Linked DNA regions of Mus musculus: all the other regions are linked to region 2. A link is a loop called in an ENCODE intact Hi-C map of the cell type or tissue named here. Cell type or tissue: heart. All regions are shown on one strand. Links, peaks and the distances in the headings refer to the core of each region. The heading gives the core; the rest is flanking DNA.

Region 1 (5,000 bases), core at 1-5,000, 120 kb before region 2:
TCCCTCCCTCCCTCCCTCCCTCTTTCTTTCTTTCTTTCTTTCTTTCTTTCTTTCTTTCTTTCTTTCTTTCTTTCTTTCTTTCTTTCTTTCTTTCTTTCTTTTTGCCAGTGATACTGTGACTCTCCAAGGGTGCCAATGTCAGAACTCTGGGTCTTAGGAGGCTGTCCACACCCCTGGGGAGGCATATGCAGGATGTGTCATAGAGAGAGCGGAACCTACCTTTGGCAGCCTCTTCTCCAGGGGTCAAGGGCACCACACCTGATCAGCAGCTATGGGTTCATATCCTGTCTCTGTGCTGATCCCTGATCCTGTCTGTATGCTGATCCCTGATCCTGTCTGTATGCTGATCCCTATGGCACTGCCCTTGCCAACCTCTGTTTTCATCCAGGATGTTTTCTAAGCAAGTTGCCCATGGAGGCAAGGTGCCACTCAGAGGACTGTGGGAGAAGGGCAGTGAATAGCATCTACCCAGGGCTGCCGGGAAGTCCCCGGGGTGACAGGGCGCAGGTGTCGCCTTATGAGGCCAGATCCCTGCCACATGGGGGCAGTAGCTCCTTGGCAGCCCAGGAGCCCCTGCTGGGAACTGGGGAGGCACCTGGCTACGGGGCTGGGGCTGCGGCCACTCAGCCAGTCACTGCATGAGATTAAAATTAAACTGTGCTTTTTCTCTTTCTCCGTTTTCCTTTTCTGCACTCTCCTGGCTCCTCCCAGGGCTCAGAAGTAAGTCTTGGGGTGACTGGAAGTCTGGTGGTGCATGATGCCCGTGGGGGGTCCCTAGTGGACAGAGAATGTGTCTGTCTTAGTCTTGTGGATGGGCCTGCATCCAGGCTCTTGGAAATGGCCTGATCTGGACCAAGATTACAAATGCATTCCACCCTCAGCCCCGAGTGACCTGCCCCTGTCCCTGCCCTATCCCCAGGCTCCGAAGTGTGAAGATTGAACAAGGGAAGGTGAACGATCAGGCCAACACGCTGGCTGAGCTGGCCAAGGTGAGCATCACCAGGACGGGACGGGAGGAATGGGCTTCCAGGGACACGGGGATAGTGTCTAATCAGAGGAGGCAGAAACCCACAATGCAGCATCAAGTATTTATGCTCAACTTGGCTCTTCAGTTTAAATTCATGAGTAATATTCCAGGCATCCACAGCCAGGGTTCTAGCTCCTTCAGAGGCTGAGGCAGAAGGATCCTTTGAGGCTAGGAGATCAAAAATAGCACAGGCTATATAGAGACTCAGCATTGACTACATTTACAGCATAGGATTCTAGACATGGACTCCACCCTGAGCCACACCTCCAGCCCCTCACTGGGGGAGTTTAGGCAGAGACTCCACTTTCTAGTCCCATTCTACCCAGTAATGTCTTCAGAAGATATTAAATTCTTTGTTGTTTGTTTTTAAATATTTATTTATTTAATATGTACGTGAGTACACTGCTGCTGTCTTCAGCCACACCAGAAGAGGGCATCAGATCCCATTACAGGTGGTTGTGAGCCACCATGTGGTTGCTGGGATTTGATCTCAGGACCTCTGGAAGAGCAGTCAGTGTTCTTAACCACTGAACCATCTCTCCAACCTCCAACCTCCATTTTTTTTTTTTTGGAGTTTTTGAGACAGGGTTTCTCTGTGTAGCCCTGGCTGTCCTGGAACTCACTTTGTAGACCAGGCTGGCTTTGAACTCAGAAATCCACCTGCCTCTGACTCCCAAGTGCTGGGATTAAAGGTGTGTGCCACCACTGCCCGACCTTTTTGTTGTTTTTAAGACAGTGTGACATGTAGCCCAGTCTATCCTGGAATTCACTGTGTAGCCAGGGACAACTTAGAATTCCTGATCCTCCTGCCTTGTAGCTGCCTGCAGCTACACGAACCGGGTTCCTGAATCGGAGGCTGGGGCTGTATGGGAGGAAATGGTGAGAGAAATAACGAGACCAAGACAAGATACTGATCAAGGCCCAAAGTTTACTTAAGAGTCTGAGCTTATAAAGGTGAAAGGGCCATCCTCCAACACTCCAGGTTCTCCTTGCTCTGCCGCCAGGCTGTCAGTACTTGGTGGCCAGGCTGTTGCTTATTCAGGATCGGCTCAGGAAGACAGGTTCAGCCTGTCAGCAGGCAGCAGCATCTTGGAGAAGAGCACAGAGGGGGCAGAACACTAGACCTAGCTATGTCTCGGAAGTCTCCACCCCAGGTGGTCCCCTTCACAGTGGCAGAACAGGTCTGAGCCAGCCTGCTCACCGCTGGGGGACGCTACACTGCCTCAGCTTCTAGAGTTCAGAAGTCATAATGGTTCATTTCACATAGTTTACTCCAGTACTCACATGGCTGCAGGAGGATGATTGCTTCAAATTCAAGGACAGCCTGGAGACTGTCTCAAGAAATACACACATACATATAAATAAAAACCAACCAAACAAATAAAGCCAAGCTGGGTCTGGCGGCACAAACCTTTAATCCCAGGTCTCTGGCTTCTGAGTTTGAGGCCAGTCTGGTCCAGGTAGGGAGTTCCAGGCCAGCCAAGGCTACATGGTTATTTATGCCCTGTCTCAATAAATGAATAAACAAACAAACAATACCAGAGAGGGCTATGAGCTAACAGTTATGGGTGTCTTCAAATGTCACATCCTGGTTTCTGGACAAGTAGGGACAGGTAAGCTACAGTCTGGGCAAAGCCATGGTGGCCCAAAGAAGAAAACCATTCTCTAGCTCCATCTGAGCCTGACATGTTCACCAGCTCCCTGGCGGCCTGTGTTGGGACTCTGCACCTCTGGCGCCCCCTGCTGGTCACACAGCCGGCGAGCTGCTGGAACAAAAACTGCTCAGTCCCCTGCTCTTTAATCCTCATGCTGGCCCCTACTGTCCTTAGCCCTCTGCCCTCAGCCATCTCCTGGTCCCTCCCTTTATCACTCGGTCTGTCTCTCCATCTCTGTAGGCACAGAGCATCGCATATGAGGTGGTGTCAGAGCTGCAGGCCCAGCAGGAGGAGTTGGAGGCACGCCTAGCCGCCTTGGAGAGCCGACTGGATGTCCTGGGTGCCTCCCTGCAGGCTCTACCAGGCCTTATAGCCCAAGCCATATGCCCTCTACCACCACCCTGGCCTGGGCCTGGTCACCTGGCCACAGCCACCCAGAGCCCACAAAGCCACTGGCTGCCCACCATGGGATCAGACTGTGGGTGATGGCTGCTGACCGCTAGACTGCTCCATCTCAGCCATCGTGTGGCCACAGCTAGCTCCTTGCCGTTTTGGACCTCCGGACTACTGCATTTAGAAGCTTGGGTGAACTGAGCCGACTGGACTGGCACTCATCCTTCTGAGGCTGGGCCACAGGATCCAGGTCCCCTTAGCTGTCCCAGGCCCCAGGAGGGCAAGGAGTAGTAGCAGGGGCCTCAACATTTCTAAGTAAATCAGGAGCTTCCAGCCCGCTTTCTGTTGACATGCAGGGGGCTGCAAACATCTCCCCAGAGGAGGTAGATGACCCCACCTGGGGATTCCTTAATGGACGGGGACAGACGTGGAAAGTCACTGCACATGCATTGAGTATCTACTGTATACAGGGACTGAAACAATGGCTTTTCTTCAGGATCTATCTAACTGGAGTAAGATACAAACAAATGAGAATTCAGAGAGGTGAGGCCACTTGCCTGTAGCCACACAGCAATGGTCTGAGGCAAACACACTTGTTAAACAGCATAAGCGGATAGATTCTACTTGGGGATCCTGATGTCAAAGTAAGGACACACGGGAGGGTGAGAGGCCAGGGTTACAGACGAGCAGAGTCACCACGGTCACTTCAGACCTTAGGCTTCAGACTTTGGGTACTTGGGGAACACTGAGACACCTCACAGGCATGGGCGGCTTATCAAGAGCAGCCTAAGTCACAGTGTCCTCTGATCAGACTTTCAGCCACCTGTCTTGGGAGATAGTGGACCTGTGTGGGAACCCAGAGGCCCAGTTTGGATTCTATAAGTTTGTGGGGTGGAGCTCTGGGGTGGACCTGGGCAGGCTTTATTCCCCTGCTGCTGTGGGAAACAGGCCTAACCCAACCCCCACACGGGTCAGACAGTAGGTGCTCAATAAATACCCCCTCCTTCCTAAGACTGCCCATGAGGGCTTGGGAAACATGGACCCATCCTGCCCCTTCTGAGCCCAGTATTAGCTCCTGTCCATCAGGAAGGGGACTGAGATCAAAACAGGTCCAGAAGAAATAAACAAGGCAGGTCAATGTGACACATGCCTTTATTCCTAACACCTAGGAGGCAAAGGCAGGTGGGTTGCAGTGTATACAGTGTAAGACGTGGGGTGGCACAGAAATAAACAAGGCTGTAGGTGACTTGGGATTCTGGTGAAACATTTGGGCGTGGAGGACAACAGGGTCCTTCAGATTCCAACTGCGCGCTGCGTGTTTCTAAGGTCTGTGCATCACCGGGAGGCGGGCTGGGGCTAAATGAGAGTATAAAATGGCCTGGCGTGGTGCAAGCCTTTACTCCCAGCATTTGGGAGGCAGAGGCAGGCGGATTTCTGAGTTCGAGGCCAGCCTGGTCTACAAAGTGAGTTCCAGAACAGCCAGGGCTATACAGAAAACCAAAAAGAAAGGGAGGGGGGGAAGGACGGAGGGAAGGAGGGAGAGAGAGAGAATAAAACGCAGTTGTGAGGCCACAGATCGCCTCGGTCAGAGGACACATTTTCCCTGCCCCGGACTTAATAATCAACGTCATGGAGTAGGAAGTCCGGGTGTCTAGGGACCCGGTTCGTGGGACATGCAGCTGGGCTCCCTGCGCAGCTTCGGGCGCCGCGGGGGTCGGGGGCAGCGGCTGCCAGGCTGGTGATGTTCCAGGCAGCCGCACTGCTGCATGTGCAAGCACCTGAGGTGGTGGTGCGCGGTTGGAGCGCAGCGTAGGCGTGAACGCCGTGGCCAGTGACTTCACCGCAGCCAAGACAACCTGTGACACCAGCAGATGTTACTTCCAGGTGAGCTCGCAGAAGCAGTAGACACTCAGGAAGCTGAGGCA
Region 2 (7,426 bases), core at 294-5,293:
TGGGGTACCAATCAAGGCACCCCAAGGCTTTAGGAAAGCTGTTCTGCTATGCTGTGCTGGTCCAGGCAGCTGATGACACTCTCTGGTCAAACCTTACCCACAAGTTAGAGCTGCAGTCAGAAGTGGGAAAGCCAGGGAGCTGGGACTGGAAGATGGAATGTGGCCTGGGCCTAGGAGATCTTGAGGCCACTCCAGTCTGTGGCTGTGAAGCAAGTTAATGTTTCACCCTACACCCCTCCCCCACAGACAGGCCAGGAGACCTCTCACCACCTACTCCAGTGGTCATCAGAGCGTGACCTGCTGTGGGTGGAGGTCACTTCAATCTGCTGTCAAACATCATAGCAACGAGGGAGACACCCTCACCTGTACTGAAGAGTGGGTCCTGTCTCACCCTAAAGTCGGCTGTCTGAAGGGTTACCAGACTGGAGCCTGAGCCACTGAGGGAGTGGTGGAGAGCAGGGTGTGCAGAGAGGAGCTGAGGCAGCCAGCTCCTTCCTCCCCGTGACCTCTGCACAGCCCACTTGGTACCTCCTGCCCCAAGGTTTTGAAGATTGCTGGAAAACTCAGATCCTTCCAGCAGTCAGAAGACCCCTCTTCACTTCACGGCCAGGTAGGCCTCGATGTCTTCATCAGGAAATAGGCCCATGCCTCTCCTACTGTAGGGCCTTTTCGTGCCCTGAGTACTTGCCCTGGGTACTTGCTCTGGGTGGGCTTTTTTTTGTTTTTTGGTTTTTCGAGACAGGGTTTCTCTGTATAGCCCTGGCTGTCCTGGAACTCACTTGTTTTTTTGTTTTTTTGTTTTTTGTTTGTTTGTTTGTTTGTTTTTTGAGACAGGGTTTCTCTGTATAGCCCTGGCTGTCCTGGAACTTACTTTGTAGACCAGGCTGGCCTCAAACTCAGAAATCCACCTGCCTCTGCCTCCCAAGTGCGCTACCACGCCCGGCCCTGGGTGGGCTTCTTAAGTCATGTGGATTTGTAGCTTTCCCCAGGCTGCCTCCCGTTAGGTTAGGTCTTCCAGTTCCTTGGATAGTGGCCTCTGTCCTGCCAGGACACTGGGTCACACAGGTCCTGGCTGGGGGGGGGGGGGGTGAGGACAGCAGCCCTGTCCTCTGACCCTGAAATGACATGCTCTGATTGTCATCCCCCCTGAAAGCAGACTCGGGGTTAACAGTGTGACTCCGGATTAAGGCAAAGAGGTACTCAACCCGAGAGTCAGGAAGCAGCTCTGAATCGTGAGACTTTACTCAGTTTATGCTTATTTAGTTTTATTTTTTAATGTGTTTTGCCTGCGTGTATGTCTGTGTGTCACCTGTGAGCCTGACGACTGCAGAGGGCAAAAGAGGCCACGGGACCCCTGGGACTGGGGTTGCTTACATGTGGGTGCTGGAAACAGAACCCTGGTCCCCTGAAAAGCAGACAGTGCTCTTAACCACTGAACCATCTCTCCAGTCTCCCACAAAAAAAATTTTTTTTCTAAAGATAGAGTCCCATGTAGCCCAGGCTGACCTCAAACCCCATATATAGCTCAGGGTGGACTTGAACACATGATCCTCCTGTCTCTACCTCCCAAGTGCAGGGATGACAACTGTGCTCCATCCCACCTTGATTCATTTCTGAGTTGTGTACTAGATCTGTGGGCCAAACTGGCCTTGAAATTCCTGGGCTCCAGTTGTCCTCCTTGCCACTTATCCCCAGGTCAGGATAGCAGGGTACGGGTGAGGGGGGGAAATGTTTCCAGACACTGCTCTTTCCAGGTGTCACCCCCACCATATCTCTAGTCCTCTGAGAGTCACGACTGTAGGCGGTCAGCAAATGGCAGCCTCTGGCTCACGCTGCCCTAGAAGAGGAACACACATAGATTGGCATTAAGCACCACAGGGCTCTACTGCAGGGGGATGTCTACTGGGAAGTCAGCAACCCAACCCTGGCTGTACCCATCTCACCATAGATACCGTATCCAGATTATGGAAAGCTGGAGCATCTCGGTTATAATGTCTCACAGCGACGAACGCAGAGCCAACGAGTAAGACAGACACAAGCAGACACACAGCAATCACCACACCGGGGTTCCTGTATGATGTGGGGGTCCAGAGGCTGCCTGCATCTGGGAAGAGGAAGGGGTCAGCCCTGGCCACATCCATGCCCCAGGCCCTCACTGAGGGTTCCTAGGGAGGAGCTCCCCCCTCAGCCACACCCCAGCCCCTCACTGGGGGGTTCTAAGCAGGAGCTCCCCCCCAGCCACGCCCCAGCCCCTCACTGGGGGGTTCTAGGCAAGGTTCCATCCCTGAGACTCGCCGCAGCCCCTTACTGGGGAATTCTAGTCAGGAGCTCTAGCCCTTAAGGTACTCCAGGGCCTATGTTGTTTATAAACAAGTATATAATTTCATGTGGATTTTTCGTTCTCTCTCTCTCTCTCCTTCTTTTCCTTTCTTTTCTTTTCTTTCTTCCTTTTCCTCCTCTCCTCCTCCTCTTCTTGCCTTCCTCCTCTTCTTACCCTCTTCCTCTTCCTCCTTCTGTTCCCCCTCTTCTTGTTAATTTTTCAAGACATTTCTGGCCCTGGCTATCCTGGAACTCACAGTGTAGACCAGGCTGTCAGGCTGTCCTGAAGCTCACAGAGAATCTGCCTGCTGCTACCTGAATGCTGAACCACCATCACCCTGCTTGGTTTTCTTTTTCTTCTTTTCCTCCCATCCCCTTGGTTATCTTTTAAAAGACAGGGACCCACCATGTGGCCTGGGCTAGTCTCAAACTTGAAGCCATCCTCCTACCTCCTCCTCACAGTTTTAGGAACACAGCACTGGACCACCACACACAGCGACAACTAGGTAATGAAACCTGTTTTCTTGCACATGGCTGTGTCCTCAGGAGCCAGCACACACTAGCAAGTTACTAAGGCCATAGACCCAGTAAAATATGGCTTTAGATGGCTTGTGGCTCAGGCCTGCCTGCACACTTCCAGGTCTGTGTCGCCACCTGGTGACTGGTTTCAGAACTGCTGTCAGATTTCAGCCAATTTGTTTGTTTGTTTGTTTTTTGAGACAGGGTTTCTCTGTAGAGCCCTGGCTGTCCTGGAACTCACTTTGTAGACTTTGTAGACCAGGCTGGCCTTGAACTCAGAAATCCGCCTGGTCTCAGCCAATCTTTACACTCACCCTGGTGTGGGCTGGACACAGTGGACAACCCTTGTGGAGGCAAGTTCGTGGACTGGGATGTGGTGGTCGGCTCGGAACTGGGGAACCCAGAGGTGGGGAGAGAGGCTGTCTCTGGATCTGGGGAGGCTGAGCCCGGATTTGGAGTTGTGGAATCTGGAGGGGATATGGTTTCCAGACTTGTGTAGGTAGAATCAGGGGTTGTCTCTGGACTTGTGGAGGTGGGGACAGGGGTTGTCTCTGGACTTGGGGAGATGGTATCAGAGGCTTTCTTTGCTATTAAACTCTTCAAGAATAGTGTAAAATTAACATCTGGGAAAAAAACAAACAAAAAAACAAGATGTGGATATGTGTCTATGAAGCTTGCGAATGGGCATCCTGGGCTGGAACGCTGCTCAAGTTCGATCTCAGCCCCTGGCCAACATACCTGTGACTGAAGATGAGCGCTCTGAGTTTAGCTTGCCAGCGCTCTGGCCCGCCTAATGCAACTCTGCCTGACTCCACAGAGCTAGGCTCTGGAGTGCCACCTGTTACAACTCAATCACTGCCTGTGACTTCTGCTTTACAGAAAGGGAAACAGTCCCAGAAAGTTGAACCATTACTCAACTCTGTCACTCGGGTGCAGGCATGACCTCCACATCCAGAACTTTCTAGAACCCTGAGAACTGGGAAGCCCTGACCTAAACTAGGACTTGAACTCTGCCCCAGAATGCTGGCCACACCCTCTACCGCCGAACCAACACCAAGATTCAGGTCTCTGACACACCACCCCTCCCTCCTGCCGTGCTTCCCCTCCCACGGCACCCTTCCCCCACCCTGAAGACATTCAGAGGCTGTGGAGATAGTTCCTGTTCTCCCTCCTCCCATGACTTCCTTCCAGATCCAGGTCGCTCCACCCAGGTGTGCAGGGCACAGGCCGCAATGGCTGCTTTGCCCAGCCCATGCCTCACCCCACATAGCACATATGAGGAAATAACATTTAGGTTCTGAAAGGGGGTGCTGACCCCACCTCCCACACCCCAGTCTCCCAGGCCCTGTGGCAAAGGAACCTAAGGATGTGAGTAGACTCGATGAGAAATTCCTGAGGAATTAAAATTGACCCTAAGCCAAACCAGGATTAATTAATTAATTAAGGTTTTAAGTGACGAAAGAGGAGGTGGTAGCAATCTCCAGTTCTACTAAGAACCTAGCACCAAATAGGTCTTTATAATTTTCTGGAAAGTTAAACAGAAAGGAGAGTAGAACCTGTCTCATGCCTTTAGTCTTGCACACAGGAGGCAGAGGCAGGCTAATCTCTGAGTTTAAGGTCAGCCTGATCTACAGAGCAAATTCCAGGACAGCCAGAGCTACACAGAGAAACCCTGTCTTAAAAAACATCAAAAAATAAAAATAAAAAAAATAAAGGAAAATAGGGGTGTTTTGGCAATGTATCTGGTATTGCACTTTTCCGTCTCTGAGATGGAAGCTGTGCCAATTGTCCTTAATAGGGTCATCCACAGGCTGGAGCCTGTCTGGGCTTCCAGGGATAATTGTGGGGCTTTCGGAATAAAACCATCAACTATTATAAATCAACTGTCTAAAGAAGTAGCTGGAAGCCGGGCGGTGGTGGCTCACACCTTTAATCCCAGCACTTGGGAGGCAGAGGCAGGCAGATTTCTGAGTTCGAGGCCAGCCTGGTCTACAAAGTTAGTTCCAGGACAGCCAGGGCTACACAGGGAAATCCTGTCTCGGGGAAAAAAAAAAAAAGAAAAGAAAAGAAAAAAAGAAGAAGAAGAAGTAGCTGGAAGGAAATAAGAAGTCTGGCACCACGACTCCTAAAGGGAACAGGGACAGTGAATGAACAGAAAGTGAGCCCAGATCCCTGGTATGACAAGGGGGCGGTTGTGTAGGCCCTCCTCACTCTCTGGATGGGGCAGGACTGTGCCAGAAACCCCTGAAGTGTCCCGGAAACCACTGGCTTTTGCCTCAACTCAGATGATCCTAAGGGGTTGCTACCAACTCTACTGTGTCTGGGAGGAAAGGGGAGAGTAGGGTTTGAAGCCCTGTGTCCCGGTCCCACTGTCCACCCGGAGCCATTCCCTTTCCCTCCACCAGCCTACCCCTGGATGCAAGGATGACGGAGGAGTCGCCTAGCAGCAGCAGAGCCAGCGCCAGGGGCAGCAGCCACGAGCTCGCCATTCCTGCAGTCTGCCCAGGCTGCAGGTGCGCGCCCAGGTTAGCAGTGCCTGGCCCACGCGCGGCCCCTGCCGGCGGATCGCAGGAATGACGGGCTGCTTGGGGCTCTGGGGTTCCCTCCAACCCTTCCTTCCTCCTTGGCACCCCAGCGCCTCCTCAGCACGGGGTGAACTGTGCTCCTGAAGTCTCAAGACACGTAGTGGCCCCTGTCCCCAGACACCCAGGGATACCCCTTCTATGGCTGCCCCAAACCTGACTTGAATACCCATGTCTCTCTGGCCACCAGACTCCTCTGGCTCACCTAGGTGGAAATGCCTTCTCCGGTAGGTCTCACAGCACAGTGGATGCAGCTGGAACCGTCTAGCATTTTTCTAAAGGAGGTACAAGCAAGCTAAGGAAGTCGAAGTGGGCTAGTCCCTGCCACAGAGGGTCTCACTGTGTAGCCCAGGCTGACCTAAACCAAACCTCTTGGTGATTCTCCTGCCTCAGCCACCCATGCTGAGATGACAGGTGTGTGCCTGTCACAGGTTAATTTATGTATATTTGGTGTTTGTTCCTTCAAATAGTGTGTGTGTTTATGTGGTGTGTTCCTACATGCCGTGTGAGTGTGTGTGTGTGTGCAGGGAGATCAGGTGAGTCACCTCTCCCCATCAGTGATCAAACACACAGGCTCAGTAGCAAGCATCTTAACCAACTGTGTCATCTCACTGGTCCCAGATGTGACATTTTACAAATCACTAGCCATGTGACACACAGGATTCCATGCTAGTGACCTGTGGCCCCTGGAAAATAATTAGGGTTCCCCAAGCCTAACTATAGATACCACATGGGCTGGAGACACTGGAACTCCTTGCTGCTGGCACGGTCTAGAATTCCCCTTGTTCCTCCCAAGATATATGACCAGAGTCAGGCTGTAGCATGCTTTATTCACAAGACTCATGAGGCCACATGGCCATGATGGTGTCTCTTGCCCACAGCCAGGGAGGGGTCTAGACGCCAGGCCAGTGCAAAGAGTAAGCCCTTGAGCTATGGCGTGAAGTGTCCCTGGAGATGCTCCACGGGCCTCCTGTTCCCAAGAGTGCATCCGTGGTGAGGCAGCTTCGAGTGTAATGGCCCCTCCACACGGCCTGAACCATCTTGGCTGCAGACTGCTTCTGGCTGAGCTGCCGGCGGGTCCTGTAGCCCTTCCAGGCGGCCTGGATGATGGTGCATGCTCTGTGCTGCTGGCTAAGAAGGGTGTTCTGCTGGGATGCTGAGGCCCATCGAGAGACAGGCTGACCTGAGATGCCCTGGCCAAAGCCCTGCACCACTCGCGTGGAGAGTGTGTGGCCACACACGTGGCAAGTGCGTGGCTGGGATCCCACAAGCATCACAACGCTGGGCGGACTCTCTACCGGGGGACCCAGGGATTGACAGACGCTGCAGACATCTGGTTGACAGGATAGGAAGCAGCGGTGCTCGGAGCTATTTCTGTTGTCCAAGGTTCCCTTGGTTCGACCACTGTGCTCTGGCCATGCAATAGGGAGCAGTACCTGGCGGGCCCGGGCCCGGCGAATGCAATAGCCGCGCCAGGCAGCCTGGATGATGGTGGTGGCCCTGAACAGCCTTTCCAGATTCCGTCGTACACGGTAACCACGCCACGTAGCTTGGATGATGGTGGCCCATTGGTGCCACACTTTCACAGTGCGGCGCACTAGGTAGCCACGAGCGCACGCTTGGATGGTGACAACGGCCTGGACGACAACTTTCTCCATGCCCTGTACTGACATCAGCAGCTCAGCTGAAGGCTTGCGGTCCAGCTCGGCCTCTGCACCAATGGGGTCCCATGGCTTGTGGCCCCTGCTGGGATACCATACGCCTTGGGGTGCCCCAGCATGTGCTGTGGCTCTGACCGATACGTTGGGGACTTTGGAATTCCATGACTGGCCAGAAGCCAGGCCGGCATCCACAGGGCCCTGGGATACAGTGGGGGGTAGGGATATCGTATTATGGCCAGTTTTGGGGTGTGTAACAAGATGGGGTCTGTGGCTGTGGGGTGTGGTTCTGGGGCCCTGGGAACTCCCACCGAGGCTTGTCTCACCCACCTTGATGTGTTGAAGTCT
Region 3 (5,000 bases), core at 1-5,000, 150 kb before region 2:
CCCATTTGAGGCCAGACAGTGCTTAGGAGCCAGTCAGGGCCCTCACCCTTCATGAACTGGCCTCATAGCCTGCTCTCATGATCCCTGCCCACATGGTGTTCACACCCAGCAGTGCCCACGGGAGCTGAATGGGACTTTGTAAGCCAGATAGGAGTGTGTCCCCAGCCCTGCCCCCTCCTCTTTCCTACCCCTCACTCACCCACCAGAGCTTCCATGGACCCCAATGAACACACAGCCTCATTCCTGCCACTGGACCTTTGCATGCTCTGAGCTGTCTGTGGGGAGTGTCTCCTGATAGGATGCACAGGGTCTCCTGTAGAGGGAACAGAGGGCCTGAGGGTGGGAATTCCCTGGTGGTCCCCGGCCACTCAGAACTGTCTCCCTCACTCTGAAGCACTGGGCGGGAGCTCGGTGCATAAGTCTGAGGCCCAGTGGGCTGCAGCCCTTGAGCCAGTGCATGCTGGGTGTGGTTCTTTCTTTGTGTAGCTAAGATGGCCTGAAACTTCTGGTCCCCATGCCTCAGCCTCCCAGGGACACACCACCACACCTGACAGGAACAGGGGTGCTCCCCTCACCTGAAGGCCAGACTCCTCAGTTTGGTCACTTACCCTGGGGATGCCTGAGCACCCCACAGTTGAGGTTCTGGGGGCCTACCGTGGAGTCAGTCTACTACAATGTCTCTTCCAGGCACATTGGCTGTGTGTCCTTTCATCTGGTGGGGTCCAGTGTAGGCTCACAGGCCACAGAGTGTCCCCCATCTACACAGTCTAAAATAGGACACCCCAACAGCCATCACCCACCTTGCAGGGTTCCAGTACACTGTGACTTGTAAAAGCCCATACCTTGGTGGACGGTTAGATATGCTCCATACAACATATGCCACCAGAGGCTCTGACACGACACAAAACCCAGTGCTGAGTGACAGCAGCCAGACAGAATTCCACATGGTGAATAGTCTGTTAACCGGAAATACCTCCAGGGACAGGCAGAGGGGAAGTAGCTCAGGAGCTGGAGCAAGGAACGGAAGTGACAGCTGATAGGATTGGAGTCTTCTGGAGTACGCAGTGTTGGTCTTTGCACAACGTTGTAATTATAGTTTTAAAAAAATTATTTCAGTAGGCTGGAGAGATGGCTCAGTGGTTAAGAGCACAAGGTCCTGAGTTCAGTTCCCATCAACCACATGGTGGCTCACAACCATCTGCAATGGCACCCGGTGCCCTCTTCTGGTGTGTCTGAGAAGAGCGACAGTGTACTCACATACATAAAATAAATAAATCTTTTAAAATTAATTATTTTTTCAAGACACCCTGGCTATCCTGGAACTTACTCTGTAGACCAGGCTGGTCTTGAACTCAGAAACCCGCCTGCCTCTGCCTCCCAATGCTGGGATTAAAGGCGTGTGCCACCACCGCCCAGCAATAAATCTTTTTTAAAAAATTGTTCAAAAGCCTCAGAAGAAACACAACAGTAGAGCCCCTTCCTAGAATCACCAGGGAGGGGTGAGGACATGGCTCAGGGCTAGAGCCCCTGTCCTCCAGTGTGGAGGTTCAGGTGGAGCTCCCTCCGCCCTGTGGAGGCCCTGCCTACGTTTTGTGGGTACAGAGTTGTTATATATGTTAATAAAATGAGAGGAAATGCTGACTTGAGGGACTCGCTGCTCCTTGCTATCCTAATAGCGTCCAAGGGTCAGACAGGATCATGTCAGGCCAGCCTGCTCTACATAATGAGACCCTGTTTTTTAAAAAATCGCTTTTGCAAGCAGTCTGTAAAGTCTTGGAGATGGGTGGGTCCTAGTCACAGTCCAGCCCCTCCACGGTGTCCTTCCTGCAGCCTGCTGAGGGATGCCCAAGAAGTTCCAGGGCGAGAACAGCAAGTCGGCAGCTGCCCGAGCACGGAGGGCTGAAGCCAAGGCGGCCGCTGATGCCAAGAAACAGAAGGAGCTGGAAGATGCTTACTGGAAGGATGAGGACAAACACGTGATGCGGAAGGAGCAACGCAAGGTGGGCGGCATGGGCTTCGGTGTTGAAAGGTGGCTCGAGGTAGCCATGGAGGGATGCATACTCAGAAGCTAGCTGAAGTGGGTCTGTGTTTGTCTCCAACCTTATTGTGACATTCCTGACCGAGGCCTGTCTTGAGCCAGCCCCAGGTGCCTACTTGGTACTGGAGTGGTTCGGGCTTGGTGCTGACGTGTCTGCCCACTAGGTGGCAACAGAGACCCTGTCTCCACAGCAGGCCTCGCCCTGCTATCCAGGGGGTTGGTCATTGTTCTGTTTCTATCACCCAGGCTGGCCTGGAACACCCGGGCTCAGCCTCTCCACCTGCCTCAGCTCCCCCTGCAGCTTGGTGGTACTCCAGGTTCGCACCATGATCAGAATTCTGTGTGTCTTTCTCAGTACTGATGACCTTCTTTTGGGATGAGCTGTCCTGGTGCACGACCCTGCCCAGACCCTCTGTCCCCAGAAGACAGAGTGGGAGTGGGATGTTCAGAGCTAGTGGAGGAATTCCACAGGGCAGGGTGCTATTCAAAAGCCATGTAGCGAGATAGCGCTGAGGCAAAGGAGCCTCCGGAAGATGCTGCCTTCAAACACCTTTGATTTTGACCCCAGATAGGCATTCCTCTCTGCCTTTGGGGTAAAGGCACATGGAAATACCCTTGTGAAGCACTTTAGCTGCCCAGGTCCTTTTGTACAAGGGTGCCCTGGGGGGATAGGGAAGGAGGGAGCAGCGCCCTCTTGGGTTCCACCCTGGGCACCCAGGCAGCTTCTGTCTACATAGCCTTCCCCTGTTGCCCCTGCAGGAGGAGAAGGAGAAGCGACGCCTGGAGCAGCTGGAGCGCAAGAAGGAGACGCAGCGCCTGCTGGAGGAGGAAGACTCACGGCTCAAAGGCGGCAAGGCCCCACGTGTGGCGCCCGCCAAGGTCACACGTGCACAGATCGAGGACTCGCTGCGGAGAGAGCAGCGGGCAGAGCCAGGTGTGCATGTGGCCTGGGGCAAATCCCCCGAGGGCTTCGCGCCAACGCCTCGTTCTCATATTCTGTCCCTGTCACCCACAGTGGAAAAGGCTAAGAGCCACCTAGAGCTGCCACTGGAAGAGAACCTTAACCGGCGCCTGCAGGAAGAGGGCAGCGTGGAGGCGCGCACTGTGGAGGACGCCATCGCAGTGCTCAGGTGGGCGGGGCGGGCTGTGTGGGCGGGGCCCTGAAGAGGAGAGTTTGTTGGGGCGGGACTTAGGTCTGGGTCCTGACTCCTTGACTTGCAGTGTGGCTGAGGAAGCTGACCGGCATCCTGAGCGCCGGATGCGAGCGGCCTTCACCGCGTTTGAGGAGGTGCAACTGCCACGGTTGAAGCAGGAGAACCCCAACATGCGGCTGTCGCAACTGAAGCAGCTGCTGAAGAAGGAGTGGTTGCGCTCCCCTGACAACCCGATGAACCAGCGCGCCCTGCCCTTTAATGCGCCCAAGTGACAGAACCAGGCTGAGTCCAGCTTGTCTGAGTCAGCTCATCCCCCTCCAGCCAGGCCTGACCAGGGATTCATAGAGTTCCGGGCCTGGGATTCTCCCAGCTGCGCCATAGGTCATCCTCAACAACCCAGAGGGTCCCTGCTCTGACATCCTAGTCCCCGTGAGCCCTGCAGAGCCCAGTGGAGTACCCTCCCAATAAAGGCTGTGGCGAGGCTGAGGCCCATGTCTGTATGTGTGGTGGGTCCCACAAGGGTGACAGGAGGGGCTGGACTTGCACGCCCCCTGGATAGGGCAGGGTGATTGGAGAGGCTTGAAGTCAGTCACACAGCAGCGGTGGAGCTGCAGGTGCCCACCCTGAGCCTGAGGTGTAAGGCAGTTTTCTCCAGGCTGACACACGGAACACAAATGTGTGGGGCTGGCTGAGGCTGTCTGGTAAAGATCATTGGCCATGATGGAGAAGAGTATAGGCTTTGAACCCAGAGCTGCTTTTTCTAGCAGCATTAATACTGAAGAGCTGAGAGGGAGCTGGAGAGAGACCCATAAGCCTGTGGGCAACGCTAACTGCATGACATTGTGAGGCCGGCTGGCTTGCACCCTGGCAGTGTCCCCATCTGAAAATGGCTGGTGAGCACCTTTGAGAGGCAATGGTCAGACAATCAGCAGCACGTACTGAATGTAGAACTTAGTATTCAACAGACTCGGGCACTGAACTTATGTTCTGCTCCTGATCATAGGACATTAAGATGGCCTGTCGCCGTGCAGTGGTGGCGCACACCTTTAACCCCAGCACTCGGGAGGCAGAGGCAGGAGGATTTCTGAGTTTGAGGCCAGCCTGGTCTACAGAGTAGTTCCAGGACAGCCAGGGCTATACAGAGAAACCGTGTCTCGAAACCAAAAAAAAAAAAAAAAAAAAAAAAAAAGGCCTGTCATGGGGAAATTAAGGCACAAGGGTAGGCGTGGGGGTGGGGATTTATCAAGTCCTAAAATACTGACACCTGACACACATGACGTTTTTCTTGTACCAGGAATGATGCAGGTGTCCCCTGCTCCCAAGGGCTGGGGCTGGGATGAAGGGATAAGTTTCATGGAGTGGGCCTTTGAAGAATGTGAAAGAGTCCTATACCTAATCAAGAGGGACGGGCCATTGATGCCAAGGGAGTGACACACTGATGCTGGATGTGGCTGGAAGTATAGCAAGATACATCAGATTAGTAGAGTGACTCCAGCCCCACAACTGGAAAGTCAAAAATTCCTAACCTGGGCACGGGGCGCGTGCCTGCCACCCCAGGCCTCCAGGCAGAGTCAGGAGTTCCTGGTCACCCTTTGCTCTATGGTGGCTACATGGTCTTAAAGGCCTCGTGGGGAGAAAAGCCTACTAAACCGAACAAGTCCTGCAGCGCACCAAGAGGCAGCCCTGGGAACAGGGGGTGCCTGGTATCCCTGCAAAAGACCTGGAAGCCTTGGTGAGGCTGGGGCAGAGGAGTCATCACTCATGGGGCGTGGCAGCAGTCGGGGGTCCATGTACCTGAATGTGTCGTC

Evidence for each region. A loop is a pair of places that touch in the nucleus more often than their neighbours do. Peaks named below come from ENCODE experiments on the same cell type or tissue, not always from the same donor. Only the 100,000 strongest peaks of a DNase experiment are listed, where the experiment ranks them.
Region 1: a loop joins it to region 2, with 6 times the contacts of the local background. A loop is called at or near these places in 23 of 42 quality-filtered maps.
Region 3: it touches region 2 in a loop (6-fold over the local background); 3 of 42 quality-filtered maps call a loop at or near these places.

Annotation. Positions count from the first base shown.
Region 1 is chr8:70,842,484-70,847,483 of GRCm38, reverse strand. It overlaps Kcnn1 (potassium intermediate/small conductance calcium-activated channel, subfamily N, member 1), which reads left to right. Exons shown (of 10, transcript NM_032397.3): 8 at 712-720; 9 at 920-989; 10 at 2,923-4,320. The coding sequence ends at 3,168. Among named protein-coding and RNA genes, the nearest start is that of Arrdc2, 5.3 kb to the right of the region's middle. In heart, for the core only: a CTCF peak has its summit at 547 (motif pointing right); DNase peaks (open chromatin) are centred at 903, 2,783 and 4,823; H3K4me3 peaks cover 428 bases; H3K27ac peaks cover 1,876 bases; H3K27me3 peaks cover 3,262 bases.
Region 2 is chr8:70,716,455-70,723,880 of GRCm38, reverse strand. Gm3336 (predicted gene 3336) reads right to left here and starts at 5,338. Exons shown (of 4, transcript NM_001195253.1): 1 at 5,249-5,338; 2 at 3,153-3,461; 3 at 1,944-2,104; 4 at 1,246-1,837. The coding sequence starts at 5,327. The coding sequence ends at 1,790. It overlaps Gm34255 (a long non-coding RNA gene), which reads left to right. Exons shown (of 3, transcript XR_379077.3): 2 at 247-610. Iqcn (IQ motif containing N) reads right to left here. Exons shown (of 4, transcript NM_001370847.1): 4 at 6,231-7,279. The coding sequence ends at 6,314. It also overlaps a transcript of Pde4c not described here. In heart, for the core only: a CTCF peak has its summit at 2,982 (motif pointing left); DNase peaks (open chromatin) are centred at 2,080, 2,990 and 3,890; H3K27me3 peaks cover 1,878 bases.
Region 3 is chr8:70,866,905-70,871,904 of GRCm38, reverse strand. Ccdc124 (coiled-coil domain containing 124) reads left to right here. Exons shown (of 5, transcript NM_026964.3): 2 at 1,831-2,000; 3 at 2,798-2,972; 4 at 3,054-3,168; 5 at 3,260-3,678. The coding sequence starts at 1,842. The coding sequence ends at 3,464. Among named protein-coding and RNA genes, the nearest start is that of Ccdc124, 4.1 kb to the left of the region's middle. In heart, for the core only: a CTCF peak has its summit at 2,199 (motif pointing right); DNase peaks (open chromatin) are centred at 510, 2,204, 2,821, 3,190 and 1 weaker place; H3K4me3 peaks cover 1,667 bases; H3K27ac peaks cover 1,228 bases; H3K27me3 peaks cover 461 bases.